3 separate regions of the Homo sapiens genome follow, and all the other regions are linked to region 3. Evidence: chromatin contacts called from ENCODE Hi-C or POLR2A ChIA-PET data. All regions are on one chromosome and are shown on one strand. The core of a region is the stretch at or near the end of the contact, and the rest is flanking DNA. Distances in the headings are between cores, read along the strand shown.

Region 1 (3,444 bases), core at 765-3,264, 720 kb before region 3:
TCTCCCTTCTCTAATACTTTTTTTTTTTGAGATGGAGTTTCGCTCTTGTTGCCCAGTTGGAGTGCAACGGTACGATCTTGGCTCACTGTAACCTCCACCTCCCGTGTTCAAACGATTCTCCTGCCTCAGCCTCCGGAGTAGCTGGGATCACAGGCGCCAGGCACCATGCCCAGCTAATTTTTGTATTTTTAGTAGAGACAGGGTTTCACCATGTTGGTCAGGCTGGTCTCGAACTGCTGACCTCAGGTGACCCACCCGCCTCGGCCTCCCAAAGTGCTGGGATTACAGGCGTGAGCCATCGTGCCAGGCCTCTAATACTATTAATAATTCAACATTCAAAAAATTTACAATTATCATTATTACTATCTCTACTATGAATGAACATTGTACAGTGCCTGACATAAAGCAGGTGCTCAGACTGGTGAATGAATGATGGAATGGATGAGAACTGTCCCCATGAGGCTGGGGCCTGATGGACCCCTTCTAGTTCCATGATGACCCCCATTTCCGTGGCAGTCCTTGGCAGGCTAAACAGCAGGTCATAGCGGAGGTCAGGAAATACATACATGAACAAGACATTGACCCTGTCCTTGTAGTCCCTCACACACTCTGAGCCACCATTTCCTCCTCTGTAAAATGGGAGGAGGGTTAGTTTTGAGTTTTCAACATGCCATCCTTGGGCTGAGCCATGAAGCTTAGGATTTTGGTAACTGGGTCCTCAGAGTATCGTGAAAATCCAACTTGAGGCTTTCCAAGGCTGTACAGGCATGCTAATATATTCTTTCTTGAGGCTCCTATTTCACATCTCAGAATGTTAACACTGGTTCTTTCCTGCTGATTAGACATTCTTACTAGAAAAAAAATTTAAAATTTAAATTAAAAAAAATCTCTTACTGTCCGGGTGCGGTGGCTCACGCCTGTAATCCCAGCACTTTTGGAGGCCGAGGTGGGCGGATCATGAGGTCAGGAGTTTGAGACCAGCCTGGCCAAGAGACCAGCCTGGCCAATATGGTGAAACCCCGTCTCTACTAAAAATACAAAAAGTAGCCAGGCGTGGTGGCGGGCGCCTGTAATCCCAGCTACTCGGGAGGCTGAGGCAGGAGAATTGCTTGAACCCAGGAGGCAGAGGTTGCAGTGAGCCGAGATCTCGCCATTGCACTCCAGCCTGGGTGACAGAGCCTGGGGGTGAAAGGTCAAGAGCCTTTTCTAGGTGGTGGCTCAGGTCCTTAGGGGGGTTATCACTGGACCGTTCTAGAATCTCCTGTAAATCAAATCACATCTGGAAGGTGGGGGCCTGGAAATCCCGGCCCAGCTCCCCGGACTCGCTCATTTGGGGTGTTTAGGTTCCCTGATCCGGGACTGCCGGGCCGGGAAAATTCCATGCCCGAATTGTGACGTCGGCCCGTTGCCATGGCGGCGAAGGCAGACATTCCGCGGTGACCTCACTGCAGAACCAGGCAGCTGTCACATGACGCGCGGGCAGGAGACCGGCCGGGCGACCGAGGGTCACCTGTTAAGTGAACATGGTAGCCCCGACCCCGCCCAAGGCCAAGCCCCAAGCGGGTGGCGGCTGGGACCCGGGCAGGCGCCACCCGGGCTCCGTGCACCCCGCCACGGGGAAGGGCCGCGCCCGGCCAGGCAGGGTTCCAGTTCCTTGGCCCCACGCGCGGGGGTAGGCGTCGACTCCAGGCCCCTCCCAAGCCCCCGCTGTGGCTCCCGGAGGGGCCATCGCGCCCGGGCTCCCCCAACCCAAGACTCGCGACACCCCGACCCCAGCCTCGGGTGGGCGGGGCGTCCCGAGAGGGACGGCGGGGCCGGGCTCGCGAAAGGGACTCACGCGTTGCCCACGTAGATCCGCGGGGTGACCTCGTTGCAGGGCTGGCTCGGGAGGCTGTAGCAGCCGCTGCCGTCCGAGAGCAGGTCGTTGAGATCCTGCACCGAGAGCTCGAACGAGCCCGACATGGCGGCGGCGGGGCCCTGCACGCCCGGCAGGAGCAAGCGAGGCGGAGAGCGGCGGATCAGCTGGGCGGGGGCTCGCGCCGGGAGCCGCCCCGTCCCGCCCCTGGGGCGGGCCCGCCGGGCTCCGGGAGCTGCGGAGCGCGGGCGCCGTGACGCGGGGGCCCCGCGCGCCACTCCTGGGCGCGTCCCGGGGGGAAGACGCCACCGCCCTGGAGTCTCAGGGGTCCTCGCCCCATCCCGGTCCAGGCCGTTTGTGTATCTTTGTAAACTGGCAAGCGCGGTAACTTCCTTCCCTGAATTAAATGCAGGGCCCAATAAACATTTCGTGGCGGAGGTACACCTAGGGGTCGCTTCAGTCTTTCATGATTACAGGGACCGCCGGGTTCGGCTCGTGAGCGGCTCCCTGCAGTGGAGGCACCACCCGGGCGCTTGACAGAATCCCCGCCCCAGCCCAGCCCTGCTGGATCAGAGTGGACATTTTACGGACCCCAGGAGGTCCCTACGGTCAAAGTCTGAGAAGCCCTACTCTGGGGCGCATCTGCTTTCAACATTCATTGAGAGTCATCGTCGTGCTTAAAAGCAGTCAGGTTTGGAATTCTGAGGAATTACTTAACCTGAGCCTGTTTGCAGGGAAAAAAAAAAAAAGCGGGATAGTAATGGTACCTAATTCTAGGGTTGCTGGAAGGGTTAAATGTGACATTCAAAGAAGGCACCCAGCACTGCATGGCGAGCACTCAATAGGTGTTAGTCCTTCATCAACAAATGCGTTGAGCACCCAGTGGGTGCTATACCCTGTGCTGGGGTGGAGATAAATCAGACTCCTGCAGCCCTTCCTGGAGCAGATGCCAGCCCACCATAAGCCACTCAGCATTTCCTGAACTCCCACTAAGTACAAAAGATAGTCTCTGTACTGGAGGAAAGCTGCCCTCCCCTACTGCCATGAAAAACTGGCAGTTTCCTTCCTGCAAAAGGGCAAATTTGGCCTTGAATTCAGGAACCCCACATCCTGAGCCCAGCCCTGCCACCAACTTGGTTCTTGAGTAACGTTGCTGCTGCTGTGGTCTTCAGTTTCCTCATTTGCAAAAGGAATTGGATCCGATTATCATTAGGGTCAACTTTCTCCTCCTCCAAAACTTGTGGTCTTGCACCTTCAGGGGAGCTATTGCAGTGGAGACTACTTAGCTGATAGCCCAAGATGTGTAACCAAGGCTGGAATTTCTGTATCCCTCACCCCACCCCGTGCCTGCCCACCCCTCCCGGTGCACCACTTCTTTCCTTCTGGTGTTGGCTGGCAGCATCTGCATTCTAAGCAGCGGGGAAAGCTTTCGAGTTCCTTGACCTTCATCTTGACTTGAGCCGAGGTTAGCATTAAAAACACAAGCCCAGAGGCAGCCAGCCATGCTCTGCTGCTCCTACTCCCTTCCCGGGACCTGTCCCTGATGTCATAACTGGGTAACTATGACAGCTTGTCATGGGGACAGCTAG
Region 2 (3,175 bases), core at 676-3,175, 630 kb after region 3:
ACCTCGTGATCCGCCCGCCTCGGCCTCCCAAAGTGCTGGGATTACAGGCGTGAGCCACCGCGCCCGGCCCTGAATTTTCTTCTTGATTATCGTATTCGCCTTTGTGCTTTTGATCCTGCCGTTCCTTCCTCCAGAAACAACCTTCCTTATTCTCCTGGTTTACCCTTTTGTTATTCTTGTTGTTGGATAGGCTAAGTCTACATTTCTTTTAATTGTTATGGACACTTAATAGTTGCAGAGAATTATGGAGAGGCATGTAATGTTTTGATACAGGTATAAAATGTGTAATGATCAAATCAAGGTAATTGAAGTAACCATCACCTCAAGCATTTATCATTCCTTTGTATTAGGAACATTCCAATTCCGCTTTTAGTTATTTGTATTTGTATTTTATTTGTTTATTAGAGACAAGGTCTCACTACTTGGTTGCCCAGGGTGGAGTGCAGTGGCATGATCATAGCTCACTGCAGCCTCAAAGCAATTCTCTTGCCTTGGCCTCCCAAAGTGTTGGGACTACAGGCCTGAGCCACCACTTCCCGCCCAGTTATTTTGAAATATACAATAAATTGGCCGGATGCGGTGGCTCACGCCTGTAATCCCAGCACTTTGGGAGGCAGAGGTGGGATGATCACTTGAGGCCAGGTATTGAATGAAGACCAGCCTGGGCAACATAATGAGACTTCTGCCTCTACAAAAATTGTTTTTAAAATAATTAATTTAAAAAGATACAATAGGCCGGGCGCGGTGGCTCACGCCTGTAATCCCAACACTTTGGGAGGCCGAGGTCGGCGGATCACGAGGTCAGGAGATCGAGACCATCCTGGCTAATATGGTGAAACCCCGTCTCTACTAAAAAATACAAAAAATTAGCTGGGCGTGGTGGCGAGCGCCTGTAATCCCAGTTGCTCGGGAGGCTGAGGCAGGAGAATGGCGTGAACCCGGGAGGCGGAGATTGCAGTGAGCCGAGATCACGCCACTGCACTCCAGCCCGGGAGAGAGTGAGACTCCGTCTCAAAAAAATAAATAAATAAAATAAAATAAACAAAATAAAAAGATACAATAAATTATTGGTAACTATAATCGTTGTATTGTGCTACCGAACACTGGATCTCATTCATTCTAACTGTATTTTTGTACCCATTTCCCCCCCTCCCCAGTACCCTTCCCAGCCTCTGGTAACCATCATTCTGCGATGTCCATTTTGCTTACTCTTTTTTTTTTTTTGAGATGGAGTCTCACTCTCGCCCAGGCTGGAGTGCAGTGGGGCAATCTTGGCTCACTGCAATCTCCACCTCCCGGGTTCAAGCGATTCTCCTGCCTCAGCCTCCCGTGTAGCTGGGATTACAGGCGCGCGCCACCACGCCCGGCTAATTTGTGTATTTTTAGTAGAGATGGGGTTTCACTATGTTGGCCCGGCTGGTCTCGAACTCCTGACCTCAGGTGATCCGCCCGCCTTGGCCTCCCAAAGTTCTGGGATTACAGGCATGAGCCACCGTGCCCGACCATCTTCCAAAACTGAGCTGTGATGTCCTTCCTCTAGAACACCTGACCACAGGACATGACTTTTTTTAATCCCCAGTGCCTAAGTGTCTAGAGAGCTGAGTGGGTTGCCTCGGATCGGCCAGGCCTGGATATCAGCGAACAGATGCGGATTTCCACCAGGGGGCGCTAGGACGCCACGACCTTTCACTATGTGCACCAGGGGGCGCTGCCGCCCGCCTTGGCCATCCCGGGCTGGGAAGTCCGACCCTTCGATTAAGCCCCGCCTGATTGGGAAAGGCTCTGAGAAACTATTTGCATGATCTTGAAAGAGCTGTGCTGAATGGTTGAGGTAGGTAAGCCGAATGTGAAACAGGCTCTCTCATTGGCCTAAATTCCCCCCCTCGATCTGCGTCGCCATCCCGGCCCTGCTGGACCCCGGGGTCAGTAGGAAGCCGCGGGGTGGTGGCGAGAGAGGACCCAGGTGTCCTGGCAGTGGGCGCCGCGGGGCACACGCTGGGCCAAGGTGCAGGCGGCCAGGGTGGGAGACTGTTCGCCCCGCCCTGAGTACTCCTATCTTGTTTCTCCACCTGTTCGGGAGTTGGAGATGTGCACCTAAAGGAGGCGCATCTGGGGACGGACACATCTGGCACTGAGGCCCTCGCCACCTGCCTCGCCACCTGGCGACCCTGACCCCACCACACTGCCTTGAGGTAGGAAAAGGAGGCTCCTCAACCACAACTTCTGACCTCCCAGGGTGTCTGAGGCCTCTAAAGAGCTTAGTTTGCCCCTCTGGGAAGTGAATCCTTGGCTTATGGTGCCGGGGGGACCCTGGAGGCCCCCTCACACGAAGGCTGCTTCTTGCAGAGTCGCTCAAAAGTAGGGCCCCAGGGCTCGCAGCAGCATGGGCACCGAGAAAGAAAGCCCAGAGCCCGACTGCCAGAAACAGTTCCAGGCTGCAGTGAGCGTCATCCAGAACCTGCCCAAGAACGGTGAGGCTGCGGGGACTCGCATTTGGACTCGCATTCAGGACGCCTGGGGTCTGACTCTGAAGAAAGAATGGTCCTGATCACTGCAGTTTTTGCAGACAAGCCCCTGCCTGGGCTGTCCTGGGGGTTCCCTCCGCTTCCTATCCTAGTCCAGATGCCCTGGGTGGGACCCATCACCACCTCTGCCCTTTCCAAGCAGGGTTCTCCCGCCCCTCCGCCCCTTGGAGCTGGGAGTGATGCTTTGCCCTGGCTTCCCAACTCTCTGCCCAGGTTCTTACCGCCCCTCCTATGAAGAGATGCTGCGATTCTACAGTTACTACAAGCAGGCCACCATGGGGCCCTGCCTGGTCCCCCGGCCCGGGTTCTGGGACCCCATTGGACGATATAAGTGGTGAGCTCCCTGCTGGCTGGGCAGACAAGCCTCAGCTGTCAAGCAGCCCTCTCACAGCCCTCTGCCCCCAGGGACGCCTGGAACAGTCTGGGCAAGATGAGCAGGGAGGAGGCCATGTCTGCCTACATCACTGAAATGAAACTGGTGGCACAGAAGGTAAGGGCTGCAGGTTCTCTGTCCCCAGGCTCCTGGCCAGGTGGCCTCACCCTTCCAGTTCTGACCCCCACTACGTTTCCTACACATGGACCCCCTCATGGGAATCACCACCTTCATGTTACCCCCAACCCTGCCTATCTTTGGCCCCTGACTGGGCACA
Region 3 (3,434 bases), core at 877-3,376:
GGTGGCGGGTGCCTGTAATCCCAGCTGCTTGGGAGGCTGAGGCAGAAGAATTGCTTGAACCCGGGAGGCAGAGGTTGCAGTGAGCCGAGATCGTGCCACTGCACTCCAGCCTGGGCGACACAGCGAGACTCCATTTCAAAAAAAAAAAAAATTTTTCCTGGCTGACCCAATTTAACAGGGGTTGGTTCTTTCAACATATAAGCAGAAAATGAAGTATACGTATCATCTTCAAAGGACTACCATGAAACCAAAATCGGGTTTTGCAATACCCAACTAAAGCATCAGAAGACAGGGTCATCTTACTTGGAAACTGAGTATTGAAAAAGTACAGGCTAACCCCCTGAATGTTTTTCAGGAAACAGCATTCACACTCTGCTATCCACAATTTTCAAAATCTTCATTAAAGGCCCTGAAAATCCTGTTTGCTAAGCCTGCTGGAATTCTGTGGTTGACAGTCATCTTCCCTCAAAACTTAACTGTCCATATTATCTATTTTCGATTTTATTAGGTCACCTTGAGATTATTCTCTCCTCTGAAAAGCATTTGCGGGCTTTAGTTATCAGTATGTCTCTACCGGTAATTTAAAAATCAATAAAGCTCATACACCTTGCAGCCAACTCATATTTTATAGTGCTTGCTAATATATATATATGTGTGTATATATATATATTTCTCAGGGATCAAAAGGCTAACATGAACTGCTTCAAACTTTGGTGAATCTGCATTATATCCTTAGAACATCCTGAGACTCTCCTGTATTGTGCTGCAGCTATACAGCAGGCGCATGATCACAAGGCTTTTTAACAGCCCCCAGATCCCTTACTGCTGCAAAACTTCTCATAAGCGTTCTATGTACTAGACTGTTAACAGTGCTGAGTTAAAATTGTTAAACTGCTTTACCTATTTATTTACCAATCCTATCATCTCAGGGAATTCAAACTCTTTAAACTGCCTTCTGAAACACATCTAGAGTGCTTTCGTACTGCTTTGAGTAGGATCTGCAGCGGGATAAAAACTTGAGTTCTGAGATTCATCCCGACCCAAATTGCAGTTGCCAGGATATGCGGTAGTAATGCAGTGTTTTTTTTTTTTTTTTGAGACTCTACGGATGTATTTTACCTAGAAATAGCCAATCTCTACTAAATCCCTTTTAGTCTTCGAGATTTCCGCGGTAACAATTTCAACAGAAAGGTATTTTCAACAGCGAAAAAACAAGTTATTCTAATTTGGCCTTTATTTTTTACTCAATAGAGCTTGCCATCGTAAGGGCATTTTTCCATACTAACATTTGCAATTGAAGAAAGAAAAATCAAGCTTTTGGCACTAGTGACCCCATGCGTGGACGGCCTATTATCATCACGCTTCTCACAAATCTTTCGAGATAGGATTTGAGGTTAGGCTCACATCGGATCATAGTCCAGTAACTTACTGCTTTCCAAGCCCAATTAACAGCCTAATAACAGCAACACTTATGCCCCGCGAAATCTCAATGTATGACTAACCAATAAGGCGTCTGATAGCGAAGGCAACCTTTTCCCAGGTAAGGAAGAGGAAAAGCAGACAATGAAAGGAATTGATTTATCACAGTGAAGAAAGAAAAGAGAAGGACCCCAAAAGGATCCGTGAGAGCAAAATCCCGGGGTTCGGAAGCCTTGGCCTCAGCAATACTCTCCCCCAAGCCCTCTCAGCCCAACCCAACCACCCCTCTTGTCCCCTGGGAGCCAGCCCTTCGCCGGCACAGATCGGGCAGACCTGGAGGGCACAGCCCCTCACACGGCGCTCAGGCCCGGTTCCGAAATCCGATGCCAAACAGGCGGAAGCCGCAAGCCCCGCGGCCTGAGTTTCAGGGGTAAGAGAATGCGGGTGCGAGGAGATGCGGCCTCCCTCAAGCCGGGAGGCCTCTTGAGAAAGCAGAGACGGGAGAAGAGCGAGCTGGTTCGCAAGTCGGAGCAAAACTGGAAGGAAAGAGGGCTGGGAGCCGGAGATGAAGGAGGTTCTGGGCTAGACCAGCGCCTTCCCCGCATCCTCGGCGACGCCCGTGTTTACCTGAAAGTCTCGGTCTTCGTTGAAGCGGGAGAAGCGGTCCGCCATTTTGCCGCCTTCACTCCTCTCAGGACGACGCTCTCCGGTTCGCTCCTTCCCTCCTGCGACACCCACCCCTCCCCGGTTCCCCGCCTCCTCCCACGCCCACCGGGCGCGCGCAGCCGAGGGAGGGAGCGAGAATGCGCGTCCTGACGGGAGCCCCGCGGCGCAGGCGCCTGCCAGCCCTGGAGGCTGACCCTTCCCTCTAGCCCCTGCTCCGCGCGCGACCCGGAGCGACCCCGGTGGCCGCGCGTGCGCACTCCCGCCCGAGAGCCGCGAGAGCTTCCGGAGGGAAAGGTCAGAGGGGGCACCGTGCGGACAAATCTGGATGTTTTGCTGTTGCTCACTTCCGGGTGTCTTTTCTCACTGTTGCTTCCCCGTGTGCGCAGAAGTCCATCGTCTTCACTAAATAGCAGCATAATGTTGGGCCGAAAGCGCGACCTTAGAGCCAGACTGCTTAGCTTCGAATCTCAGCTCACCCTGAGGATTCAACGGTGAACGAGACAGGAATGATCTCCTCTTATGGGGATTTCATTCCAGTGGAAGAACTCACATAACTCGTAAAATAAATATTTTTAAATATCAACAAGTGCCACAAAAAAGTAAAACTGGCCACAGTGCTGAGAGGGACAGTCTCTGAAAGGACCTTTGACCGAGGCACAGCGAGGAGCCTACAGCATTGGGGCATAGGGAACGTTAGACCCAAAGGCCCAAAGACTGCAAGGAGCTTGACTTCGAGCCATCCTTTGAGAGAAGTATTTCACAAGGGACCGAAGTTGATCCAGATCGACTAAAGCTCTCTGGGCTTCAGTTTCCTTTTTATACAATAGGGAAATTGGATTCAGTAATCTCTGATGCTCCTGCCTAGCGCTGACTATGAGAGTCAAGAATCGGATTTTTCCATCCCTTCTGAGGACCTCACCCAGTGCTCCAGGACTCTTAGCCAAAATACATAAAACACATAGAAGGGTGGCAGGACTTCTCTCCTTTTGAAAAGAGTAGTTGACAGAAATCACACAATGGAAAAATGGGTCTTACCCTGCCCTGAAAGAGTCAAATGGAATGTAATTTTTTGAGGAAGGGTGTGTATTTTCTAGCTGTTACCCTTTGCCCCACCCATGCTTCAGCCTACGCTTCCATCTAAGGGGAGGCAGGGCACACAGAATTCAAACATTGTATTCTTTTTTTTTTTTTTTTTTTGAGACGGAGTCTCGCACTGTCGCCGGAGTACAGTGGCGCAATCTCGGCTCACTGCAACCTCCGCCTCCCAGGTTCAAGAGATTCTCCTGCCTCAGCCACCCTAGTAGCTGGGATTACAGGCGCCCACCACTAAGCCCAGCTCATTTGTTTTT

The links. A loop is a pair of places that touch in the nucleus more often than their neighbours do. ChIA-PET counts read pairs that join two places held with the same protein, here RNA polymerase II (POLR2A). Pooled maps may share reads with other maps.
Region 1: a map of CD4-positive, alpha-beta T cell shows a loop between it and region 3 (3-fold over the local background). The contact joins the promoter of DUSP3 here to the promoter of GPATCH8 in region 3. A Hi-C loop is called at or near these places in 1 of 168 maps with a recorded cell type or tissue (CD4-positive, alpha-beta T cell) and 6 of 50 pooled maps. POLR2A ChIA-PET finds 5 or more read pairs at or near these places in 1 of 52 experiments (BJ).
Region 2: a loop to region 3 is called in a pooled map, with 9 times the contacts of the local background. The contact joins the promoter of ACBD4 here to the promoter of GPATCH8 in region 3. A Hi-C loop is called at or near these places in 7 of 50 pooled maps. POLR2A ChIA-PET finds 5 or more read pairs at or near these places in 4 of 52 experiments (MCF 10A, WTC11, activated B cell and 1 more).

What each region holds. Positions count from the first base shown.
Region 1 is chr17:43,776,963-43,780,406 of GRCh38, forward strand. It overlaps DUSP3 (dual specificity phosphatase 3), which reads right to left and starts at 2,015. Exons shown (of 3, transcript NM_004090.4): 1 at 1,838-2,015. The coding sequence starts at 1,962. RefSeq lists an enhancer at 1,279-1,573 and a silencer at 1,506-2,195.
Region 2 is chr17:45,133,762-45,136,936 of GRCh38, forward strand. ACBD4 (acyl-CoA binding domain containing 4) reads left to right here and starts at 1,926. Exons shown (of 10, transcript NM_001135705.3): 1 at 1,926-2,192; 2 at 2,347-2,471; 3 at 2,739-2,859; 4 at 2,931-3,015. The coding sequence starts at 2,384.
Region 3 is chr17:44,501,280-44,504,713 of GRCh38, forward strand. It overlaps GPATCH8 (G-patch domain containing 8), which reads right to left and starts at 2,127. Exons shown (of 8, transcript NM_001002909.4): 1 at 2,047-2,127. The coding sequence starts at 2,091. RefSeq lists an enhancer at 1,861-1,960 and a silencer at 2,061-2,410.